2 separate regions of the Homo sapiens genome follow, and region 2 is linked to region 1. A link is a loop called in an ENCODE intact Hi-C map of the cell type or tissue named here. Cell type or tissue: A673. All regions are shown on one strand. Each heading gives the region's core, and the rest is flanking DNA. Links, peaks and the distances in the headings are about the cores only.

The links. A loop is a pair of places that touch in the nucleus more often than their neighbours do. Peaks named below come from ENCODE experiments on the same cell type or tissue, not always from the same donor. Only the 100,000 strongest peaks of a DNase experiment are listed, where the experiment ranks them.
Region 2: it touches region 1 in a loop (4-fold over the local background); 1 of 110 quality-filtered maps calls a loop at or near these places.

Annotation. Positions count from the first base shown.
Region 1 is chr7:69,316,776-69,322,153 of GRCh38, reverse strand. No RefSeq gene overlaps it. Among named protein-coding and RNA genes, the nearest start is that of CT66, 280 kb to the left of the region's middle. RefSeq lists a silencer at 145-307. In A673, for the core only: no CTCF peak of the experiment used is centred there; a DNase peak (open chromatin) is centred at 3,173.
Region 2 is chr7:69,370,778-69,376,155 of GRCh38, reverse strand. No RefSeq gene overlaps it. Among named protein-coding and RNA genes, the nearest start is that of CT66, 220 kb to the left of the region's middle. In A673, for the core only: no CTCF peak of the experiment used is centred there; a DNase peak (open chromatin) is centred at 2,285; H3K4me3 peaks cover 252 bases.

The DNA.
Region 1 (5,378 bases), core at 78-5,077:
TTCTGTACATATTGTTCTGTGTTATTAACAACCAATGCAGTATAAGTCTTTAGCCAGGTGCGGTGGCTCACACCTGTAATCCCAACACTTTGGGAGGCCGAGCCAGGTGGATCACTTGAGCTCCAGAGATCGAGACCAGCCTGGGCAATATAGTGAGACCCTGCCTTTACAAAAAGTAAAAAAATTAGCAGGGCAAAGTGTTGTGCACCTGTAGTCCCAGCTACGTGGGAGGCTGAGATGGGAGGGTTGCTTGAGCCTGGGAGGCAGAGGTTGCAGTGAGCTGAGATTGCGGCGCTACACTCAAGCCTGGGTGACAGAGTGAGAGCCTGTCTCAAAAAAAAAAAGAAAGAAAAAATAACAAACAACAAAAAACAAATAATAAGTTTTTAGTAGGTGAGAGATTATACCCAGGTAACTTGTTCAGTGTGCTTTCAGTTACTGGGTCTAACCTCAAAGGCACTAGCTCTGAAAGACCACTTGAATTAGTGTGCTTCAAATTCTATGGTTCTATTAATGTTGATTGTCAAGATACACTTATTATTATACTTTAATTTATATAATCCAACTGGAAAGAGTCAGTGGAGGAGGTTTGGGGCTTTCTTGTGCTGGAGATCATCAACAAAGAAATAGATGAGGGCTGGGCATGGGGCTCATGCCAGTAATCCCAGCACTTTGGGAGGCCGAGGTGGGAGGATCATTTGAGGCTAGGAGCTCGAGACTAACCTGGGTAAGATGGGGAGACCCTATCTCTATAAAAATAAAAATAAAATAATTAGGCATGGTGGTGTGCGCCTGTAGTCCCAGCTACTCAGGAAGCTGAGATGGAAGGATCGCTTGAACTCAGGAATTTGAGGTTGCAGTGAGCTATGATCATAGCACTACACTCCAACTTGGATGACACAGTCAGATTTTGTCTCTCTAAAAAAATTAAAAAGAAAAAAGAAATAGGTGAGTATCAGTTCTAAACCCCTGAGATGTTCATCTGACTGTGGATAGAGGGTTGTCCGTAATACTCCTTTTGTTTTCTTTTTCTTTTTTGAGATGGAGTTTCACTCTTGTTGCCCAGGCTGGAGTGCAGTGTTGCGATCTCAGCTCACTGCAACCTCCGCCTCCCGGGTTCTAGAGCTTCTCCTGCCTCAGCCTCCCGAGTAGCTGGAATTATAGGCATGCACCACAACGCCTGGCTAATTTTGTATTTTTTTTTTTTTTTTAGTAGAGACGGGGTTTCTCCATGTTGGTCAGGCTGGCCTTGAACTCCCGACCTCAAGCCCGCCTCGGCCTCCCAAAGTGCTGGGATTACAGGTGTGAGCCACCGTGCCTGGCCAATACTCTTGGCACAACTGGCAATTGAACATCATATTTAAAAGTCCCCTGGCATCTCCAAGCTGGGACCTTTCAACCTCAACCCCTCTCCTTGCCATTTTCATTGGCCAGGCAGAAACAAAAATGGCACAGGTGATGCCCTTTGGAGTTTGCATTGATTCCTGCCGCCCTTTGGTGTCTGATGAGGGCCTTGTTTCCATGCAATGGCTGAACAGACTGCTGGGCCATGGGTTGAGAGGCTCCTCTTAGCCTTCTCTTGTCCATTTACTCTTGCTGTGACCACCATGCTGTTTGGTGCTTTCATCCTTTTTGCATTTGTGTGTTTTCCAAATTAGTAGTTTGCTCTTGTGTGTTGACCTTTTTAATATTCTGTATTTTGATTGGTTGTTCTTACCATTCTCTCTCATTTTCAGCCTGGCTAACCCTCCAGGGAAGAGGTGAAACAGCTATCCAATAAAAATACAAAATACTGAAAAGGTCAAAATACACTATTACAATAAATTACCATAACTCAAACAGGGAAGCAGGCATTAAAATTCTGATACGTACAAGGATGGAGATTGGCATGAGAGTTGAAAATGGCATTGCATTAATGCATTTGGATGTCAGAGTTCATCCAGAAGAGAGTAAACATTCTGAAACCAGAGTCTGAACATTATTTTGTGAGTCTTCTATGCTGTCACACCCCAGCATTGTTGAATAATAGAAATGCTGTCCTGAGCCGACGACTTTCACCGTTTTTCCTTCTTCCCCAGCAGTGAGGACAAGAGGGGAAAAAGAAAGAACAAACATCGTCTCTGCAAGTTGAAACTCTTAAATCTGGCTTGCCAAGAATCCGTTACAATTTATGGTTGGTCAAGACACAGGGCATTCATTTTATTTATTTTATTATCTGGGTTCTACGGCTGTCATTTGGCAGAAATGTCAGGTGCATAAGATAGAAGCACATAGGTTGGGTAATATGGCAAGCTCCTCTCACTACAAAGAATAAAAAAATAGGCAGGTGTGGTGGCTGGCGCATCCCTGTAGTCCTATGGAGGACTGAAGTGGGAGGATCACTTGAGCCTGGGAGATTGAGGCTGCAGTGAGCCATGATCATGCCACTGTACTCCAGCGTGGGCGACAGAGTAAGACCCTGTCTCAAAAAATAATAACAATAAAAAAATAAAAAAAGAAATAAGAAGAGACCTAGTTCTAATACTGCCATGGACTTGCTATGGCTTAGGCCATTTCCCTAACACTCTTAACCTAGTTTGCCTCATAAAAACATCAAAGTCATTATGAATATCACACAAGATATTGGGGATAAAAGTGCCTAACACAGGTTGTACCACTTTGCAAGTCTTGAGCAATATAAACTATCTTTTTCTCACCCCCCCCCGAGCTCTGTGATCTTGGACAAGTCTCTGAACCTCTCTGAGCCCTGCTTGCTTTCTTTTTTCTAGAGCTAGGAGGAGAAACCTAGTGGTCAAGTGGATGATTCAATGACTTGCCAGGGAGTCTCTCTTCCCTCCATCCCATGTGGGCAGCAAAGTTCAATGAATCAGATCTCCAACCTGCAAGGCCATTTCATATTGGTTGGATCAATAGAAGCTCCATTTTTTTTCCCTCTGAGATATCGCCAGCAGACATCACTTGGTGGCTACTGACAGCCAGGCAGCTGGCAGCTGTGGCCCGCTCACCTCTCCTGCCTGTCACCCAGTAATGATGGCAGAACCCCACAGGGGCAGGGTGTGCTATCAAACGCCTGACGGAACTTCAGGGGACAGAGCTTCTGCTCATGGGCATCGCAATCTAATCGGCTCCTGCTTGAACAAATTATCTCTTAAGTGCTAGCGTGAAGAGAGCTGTGTTAATCTACTAAATCGTAAACCTTCCCCGCAGTGTGATGCCGTGATCCAGACAGATACTAATCTGCAGCCATGCTGTCAGTTTTGGTTTTGACACCAACACTTCGAATTGCCAACAGGAAATCATATTTGACATTTAATTCCAATCACACAGAGGCTTTCATTGAAAGCACTGTCAGTTTACCTTTATTTGGGAAGAAAGAAGACAATATGCTCATGTCTTCTGGTAATTTTTTTTTCCCTTGGAGGAGGTGGGGTGGAGAGGAGAGAGGAAGAAAATTCAAACTTCAAATAATGCACCAGCCGAAGAAGTGCTGTAATCCTCATGTCACCCTCATGTTGAATCCACTCCCACGTGCCTTTGGTTTTCATATTCTCACATTTGCCGCATTCCAGTAAATCTCCATCATTTTACACAGATTAGGCATTAATTCAGGTCAAATCAGGATTAATTAGTTAGTCTGAACCAGCCAGTGGCATCAATGTGCCAGCAAGCATTTTAAAATAATCTGTTCTTATTTTGAGTCAGTATTTTCCGAGAGTGGGACCTCTGGATAAAATTGCAATCAAGTATCAGATAGGACTGGAAAATTTAAAAAGCAAAATGTCAGTTTCAGCAATGTTTAAATCTCACCTGTCACTAGGATGCAACCTGAGTCCTGTGGGAAATAAAGGAATGGGTGGAGGGCTGGAGAGAGGGAATGTGTTCAGAGAGTAAGAGAATCAACCTGGAGGCTGGGTGTGGTGGCTCACAGCTGTAATCCCAGTGCTTTGGGAGGCCAAGGCAGGAGGATCGCTTGAAGCCAGGAGTTCGAAACCAGCCTGGACAACACAGGGAGACTGCCCCACCCCCATCTCTACAGAAAATTAAAAAATGAGCCAGGCATTGTGGTGCATGCCTGTAGTCCCAGCTACTTGGGAGGCTGAGGCAAGAGGGTGGCTTGAACCTATGAGGTCGAGGCTGCCAGTGAGCTATGATTATGTCACTGCACTCCAGCCTGGGTGACAGAGTGAGACCCTGTCTCTGAAAAAAAAAAAAAGAAAGGAAAAAAGAACCAGCCTTTCAAGTCAAGGGTTGTTTAATTTGAGAGTGTTCCAGAACCAGCCAGAGAACTTCTAAAAGACAGATCTCAGTGGGTGCCACCAACTTTCTGATTCAGCAGGGCCCTGGAGTGGGGCCCCCAAATTTGCAGTTTTAACAAGTTCCCAGTTGATGCTGATGTTGCCGGCCTGGGATTACCCTACTTTGAGAATCACTGTTTTAAAATCAGCATACCTGGTGGCCTTTAGATAGGGCAGAATAGAAACATACCCTGAGACGCGAAGAGTGGGGCTGGGGAAAACGTTTACCTCCAAATCAAACAGAAAGCATATCCCCTCTCTCTACGCCCTTTATCCATCCCTTTATTTCCCACAGGACTCAGGTTGAGAAAGGTAGCATTTCAGTGGCAGGCAAGATTTAAACGTGGCTAAAATGGACTTTTTTTTTTCCCATTTTGAGTCCTGTCTGATACTTGATTGCAATTTTATCCAGAAGTCTCACTCTCAGGAAATGCTGACTCAAAATAAGAACAGATTATTTTAAAATGCTTGCTGGCACATTGATGCCACTGGCCTGCAGACTTGGCAGGGAGGTCGGAAGTGCAGCCCCCAAACCAGCCAGTATTTGAGGACTAAGGGACTGCATTAGTCTGTTCTCATGCTGCTGATAAAGACATACCAGAGACTGGGTAGTTTATAAGAATAAAAAGAAGTTTAATGGACTCACAGTTCCATCTGGCTGGGGAGGCCTCACAATCATGGCGGAAGGCGAAAGGCACGTCTTTCTTGGTGGCAGACAAGAGAGTATGAGGACCAAGTTAAAGGAGTTTCCCCTTATAAAACCATCAGATCTCGTGAGACTTACTCACTACCATGAGAACAGTATGGGGAAAACCGCCCCCATGATTCAGTTATCTTCCACTAGGTCCCTCCCACAACATATGAGAATTATGGAAGCTACAATTCAAGATGAGATTTGGGTGGGGACAAAGCGAAACCATATTCAGGGCCAATTATGTGGTATAGCTGATCTTTTCCCATCTCACCTGTTGTCTTCCCACATTTTGACTATTTTGGCAATATAAGAAGGTGTCAGGGCCACAGAGCAAACTGAAGGCAACTTATTTGGAGCACTGAAAATGAAATCAAAAGTGAAACTCTTGG
Region 2 (5,378 bases), core at 166-5,165, 54 kb before region 1:
TGCATAGTATTCCATGGTGTATATGTGCCCAAAACAGAGATATAGACCAATGGAAAAGAACAGAGCCCTCAGAAATAATGCCACATATCTACAACTATCTGATCTTTGACAAACCTGACAAAAACAAGCAATGGGGAAAGGACTCCTTATTTAATAAATGGTGCTGGGAAAACTGGCTAGCCATAGGTAGAAAGCTGAAACTGGATCCCTTCCTTACACCTTATACAAAAATTAATTCAAGATGGATTAAAGACTTACATGTTAGACCTAAAACCATAAAAACCCTAGAAGAAAACCTAGGCAGTACCATTCAGGACATAGGCATGGGCAAGGACTTCATGTCTAAAACACCAGAAGCAATGGCAACAAAAGCCAAAATTGACAAATGGGATCTAATTAAACTAAAGAGCTTCTGCACAGCAAAAGAAACTACCATCAGAGTGAACAGGAAACCTACAGAATGGGAGAAAATTTTTGCAACCTACTTATCTGACAAAGGGCTAATATCCAGAATCTACAATGAACTCAAACAAATTTACAAGAAAAAAACAAACAACCCCATCGAAAAGTAGGCGAAGGATATGAACAGACACTTCTCAAAAGAAGACATTTATGCAGCCAAAAAACACATGAAAAAATGCTCGTCATCACTGGCCATCAGAGAAATGCAAATCAAAACCAAATGAGATACCATCTCACACCAGTTAGAATGGCAATCATTAAAAAGTCAGGAAACAGCAGGTGCTGGAGAGGATGTGGAGAAATAGGAACACTTTTACACTGCTGGTGGGACTGTAAACTGGTTCAACCATTGTGGAAGTCAGTGTGGCAATTCTTCAGGGATCTAGAGCTAGAAATACCATTTGACCCAGCCATCCCATTACTGGGTATATACCCAAAGGATTATAAATCATGCCGCTATAAAGACACATGCACACATATGTTTATTGCGGCACTATTCACAATAGCAAAGACTTGGCACCAACCCAAATGTCCAACAACGATAGACTGGATTAAGAAAATTTGGGTTTTTTTTTTATTTTTTAAAGACAGGATCTTGCTCTTACCCAGGCTGAGAGTGCAGTGGCACGATCATAGCTCACTGCAGCCTCTAACTCCTGGGCTCAAGCAATCCTGCCTCAGCCTCCTGAGTATCTGGGAGTACAGATACATGCCAGCATCCCTAATTCCCTAATTAATTTTTTTGTAGAGATGAGGTCTTGCTATATTGCCCAGGCTAGTCTTGAACTCCTGGCCTCAAGGTTGCGCGCCTGCCTTGTCTTCCCAAAGTGTTGGGATTACAGGTGTGAGCCCTGCACCTGGTCTCTCTTTTTTTTTTTTTTTTTTTTTTTTTGGAGACAGGGTCTTGCTCTGTCATCCAGACTGGAGTGCAGTGGTGTGAACATGGCTCACTGCAGTCTCGACTTCCCAAGCTCAAGCGATTCTCTCACCTCAGCCTCTGGTGTAGTTGGGACTGCAGATGTGTGCCATCATGCCTAGCTAATTTTTAATTTTTTTTGTAGAAACGGGAGTCTTGCTTTGTTGCCCAGAGTGGGCTCGAACTCCTGGGCTCAAGTAAGCCTCCTGCCTCAGCCTCCCAAAGTGCTGCGATTACAGGTGTAAGCCACTGCACTCGGCCCTCTTTTTAATAAGCAATGAGTTCTCAGAAAATACCTCGCGAATTCTTATTTAGTTATTCATTGTGGTAAAGTATACATACAGATTTGCTATTTTAAGCATTTTAAGTGCATTTAATACATGTGCAATGTTGTGCAACTGTTACCATTATCCATTTCCAGTTCTTTTTCATCGTCCCAAACAGAAACTCTGTATGCAGTAAACATTTGCTCCCTATGTTCCCCGCTATCCTGGGCTCTGCATGCAGAATTATACAATCCTGGCCTTTTGTGTCTGGTTTATTTCACTTAGCATATCCTTAGGAATTCTTGACAGCTCTCTGGAATTTGGCCGCTCCGATGTTTTGGATACAGATTTCTGGAGTATGTGACATAAATCTTCAATTATTTTCTCAGAGACTCTGCCCCTTCTTGAGATGATGAACGAAGTTTCTATCCAAAAAACCCATTTTGCACATTTTTAGTACAACCTCCCATAGCAACAGTTGTGAGATGGTAGTTCCACATTTGCCAAAGACGTTTTTCAGAGAAAATGTGGCAGATGGCAGTGCCAATCCACTGCGAAGGTGCTTTGTGCCGTGCATGGCTTGGCACATAGAGGCCCCGGAAATTCTTCATCATGCAATAGATGCCTGAGCTTCCTTATCCTGAGTCATTACAACCCCTGTGGTGTGAGCACTTGTCACGTGTTAAAACACTTCTTCATTTTAATGGCTTTAATAAAAAATTTTTACAAGCCCCCATTTTTTCATTATCAGATTCAACAGGCATAAAATTACTCTGCCAAACTGCTATAAAAGTTTCTAAATGCTTATTCCTGATTTCTGTGATTATCTTGTGGCTCAGTAGCAAAGGGTTCTCACACCACACCCTGAGTAGCTCTGCTGTAGGTAGCACCACATGTGAGGAGGAGGGTTGCTTGGAAGTTCACTTTATGTTAGTTTGAGAGATAAGGTCTTGCTCTGTTGCTCAGGCTGGAGTGCAATGGTGCACTGCAGCCTCGACTTCCTGGGCTCAAGCAGAAATGTTGACCTGACTTTGAGTCTGTACTCACCTGACCTTTGGCATTTACTTCCTCTACAATCTTCTCCTCCTCCTACTCCTCCTCCTTCTTCTTCCTCTTCTTCTTTCTTCCTCCTCTTCCTCCTCCTCTTGTTCTTCTCCTTTTCCTCCCCCCTCCCTCCTCACTTCCTCTTCCTCCTCCTCTTCCTCCTTCTTCTCCTTCTTCTACCTCTTCTCCTTCTTCTTCTTCTCCTCCTCCTCCTTCTTCTTTCTTCTTTCTTCTTCCCTTCTTTTTTCTTCATGTAAGAGACAGGGACTTCCTCTGCCACTAAGGCTGGAATGCAGTGGTGCAATCATAGCTCACCACAGCCTCAAACTCCTGAGCTCAAGCCATCCTCCCACCCTGGCCTCCCAAGTAGCTGGGACTACAGGCGCACATCACCACACCTGGCTAATTAAAAAAAAAACTTTTTTGTAGACATGGGGGCTCACTATATTGCCCAGGCTGGCCTCAAACCTCTGGGCTCAAGCAGTCCTCCCACCTTGGCCTCCCAAAGTGCTAAGATTACAGGTATGAGCCACTTTGCCAGCTAGGGCTTACTTTAATAACATTTTTGAAAGATATGTTCCCTCAAGACAATGTTTCCGGCCGAGCACAGTGGCTCATGCCTGTAATCCCAGTATTTTGGGAGGCCAAGGCCAGCGGATCACTTGAGGTCAAGAGCTTGAGACCAGCCTGGTCAACATGGTGAAACCCAATCTCTACTAAAAATACAAAAATTAGCTGGTTTTGGTGGTGGGCATCTGTAATGCCAGCTACTAGGGAGGCTGAGACAGAAGAATTGCTTGAACCCAGGAGGCAGAGGTCGCAGTGAGCCAAGATCGCGCCACTGCACTCCAGCCTGGGTGACAGAGTAAGACGCAGTCTCAAAAAACAAAGACAACATTTCCTCTTACTGACCCTTTACTTCCTCATACCATGGGAGTAGATTGGTTTGCCTGAACAAATCTCTATTACCCAGACACTGGGTGCACCAATTCCTAGCCCTTTTTTTGGGTCTTACTAACTGTATTCATTTATTTATTTAGAGACAAGTCTCTCTTCGTTGCCCAGGCTGGAGTGCAATGGTGCCATCATAGCCCAGTGCAGCCTCCAATTCCTGGGCTCAAGCAATCCTCCTGCCTCAGCCTCCTAACTAGCTGGGACTCCAGGCATGTACCTCAAAGCCCAGCTAATTTTATTTTTTGTAGAGACAAGGTTTTGCTGTGTTGCTCAGGCTGGTCTGGAACTCCTGGACTCAAGCCCCTCTTCTGCCTCAGCCTCCCAAAGTGTTAGGATTACAGGCATGAGCCACCACGCCTGACAACAATATTTAAATCTCTGAACAGTTCTAGGTGCTTGTGACAAGCGTGTCTTCAATAATTGTACAAGTTAATGCAATGTTGAATCTTATGTGATGGGTGTGTCTTAAGGGAAGCTGACATCATAAGAAATCTTGAGGCCTATATTCATTTGGGCTCCATAGATGGGCAATCCTGTAGTATACTTCTACTTAGAAGGTCATGACTAAATTCCAGAGATGGCCACTTAGCCGATGAATCTCAGGATGCAGCTGAATGGACATTAACCATCTCAGCATCGCAGGAGGCATCCAGTGAGCCTTCCAGAGTGAGCTATGATATCATCCCACGCACGTAGCTTTTGTGTGGTGTAGTGCACAAACACCTGGGTCTAGGGCTGGGTTCAAGTCCTCCTCTGCCATTTCCTGTTTATGTGAGCTTGAGCAGGCACTTAACCTCTCAGAGCCTCCTGGATTAAACATGTTAGGAGGATTGAACGAGAATCCCTGGAGAGCTTGGTGCCTGGTGTATAGCAAGCACTCAAATGTTGGTTTTGTTCTCCTCTGAGATTTCTCCGCTGTGGTCCAGAAAGCAGCTTTTGAATCCTCAGGTTATAGGTGGAAAGCACAGTCAATTGCTTCACAGTGGTGGTTCAGAACAGATTGATACTGCCTGCTGTTGCATGGTGTTTTTTTTTTTTTTTTTTCTGGAGAGTCTGCAGTCCTTGTCTTTTAAAGAGATTGTGTTTGGTAGCAGTAAACAGGCTTTTAGCAAAACGGCTCTTTAATCCCATTCAAGAATGTTCTGCACTTACAATAGAAATGAAAATGAAAACTAAAATGAGATATCCTTTATTTTTTTTTGAGACAGAGTCTTGTTCTGTTGCCCAGGCGGGAGTGCAGTAGCAAGATCTCGGCTCACTGCAACCTCCATCTCTCGGGTTCAAGTGATTCTCCTGCTTCAGCCTCCTGAGTAGCTGGGATTACAGGTGCCTCCTATCACCGCGGGTACTTGTTTGTATTTTAGTTTGTATTTTTAGTTTCACTACGTTGGCCAGGCTGGTCTTGAACTCCTGACCTCAGGTGATCCACCCGCCGTGGCTTCCCAAAGTGCTGGGATTACAGGTGTGAGCCACCACACCTGGCCGAGATATCATTTTTTACCTATGGGTTGGGGAAAGATCAAGAGTTTGATACCATGCTGGGTTAGGGGTGGGATTGGACAGCAGGCATGGCAGAAGTGTAAATTGGAACAGTGTTCATGGAGAGCAATTTAGCAATGTCTATCACAATCACAAATGTACATTTCACTTTTAGAAAAGTATTTATACTTGCTGATATGCAAAAGAGAGTGTTTACTGACATAATATGATTTTTAAGAATTTTGTTTTGTTTTGTT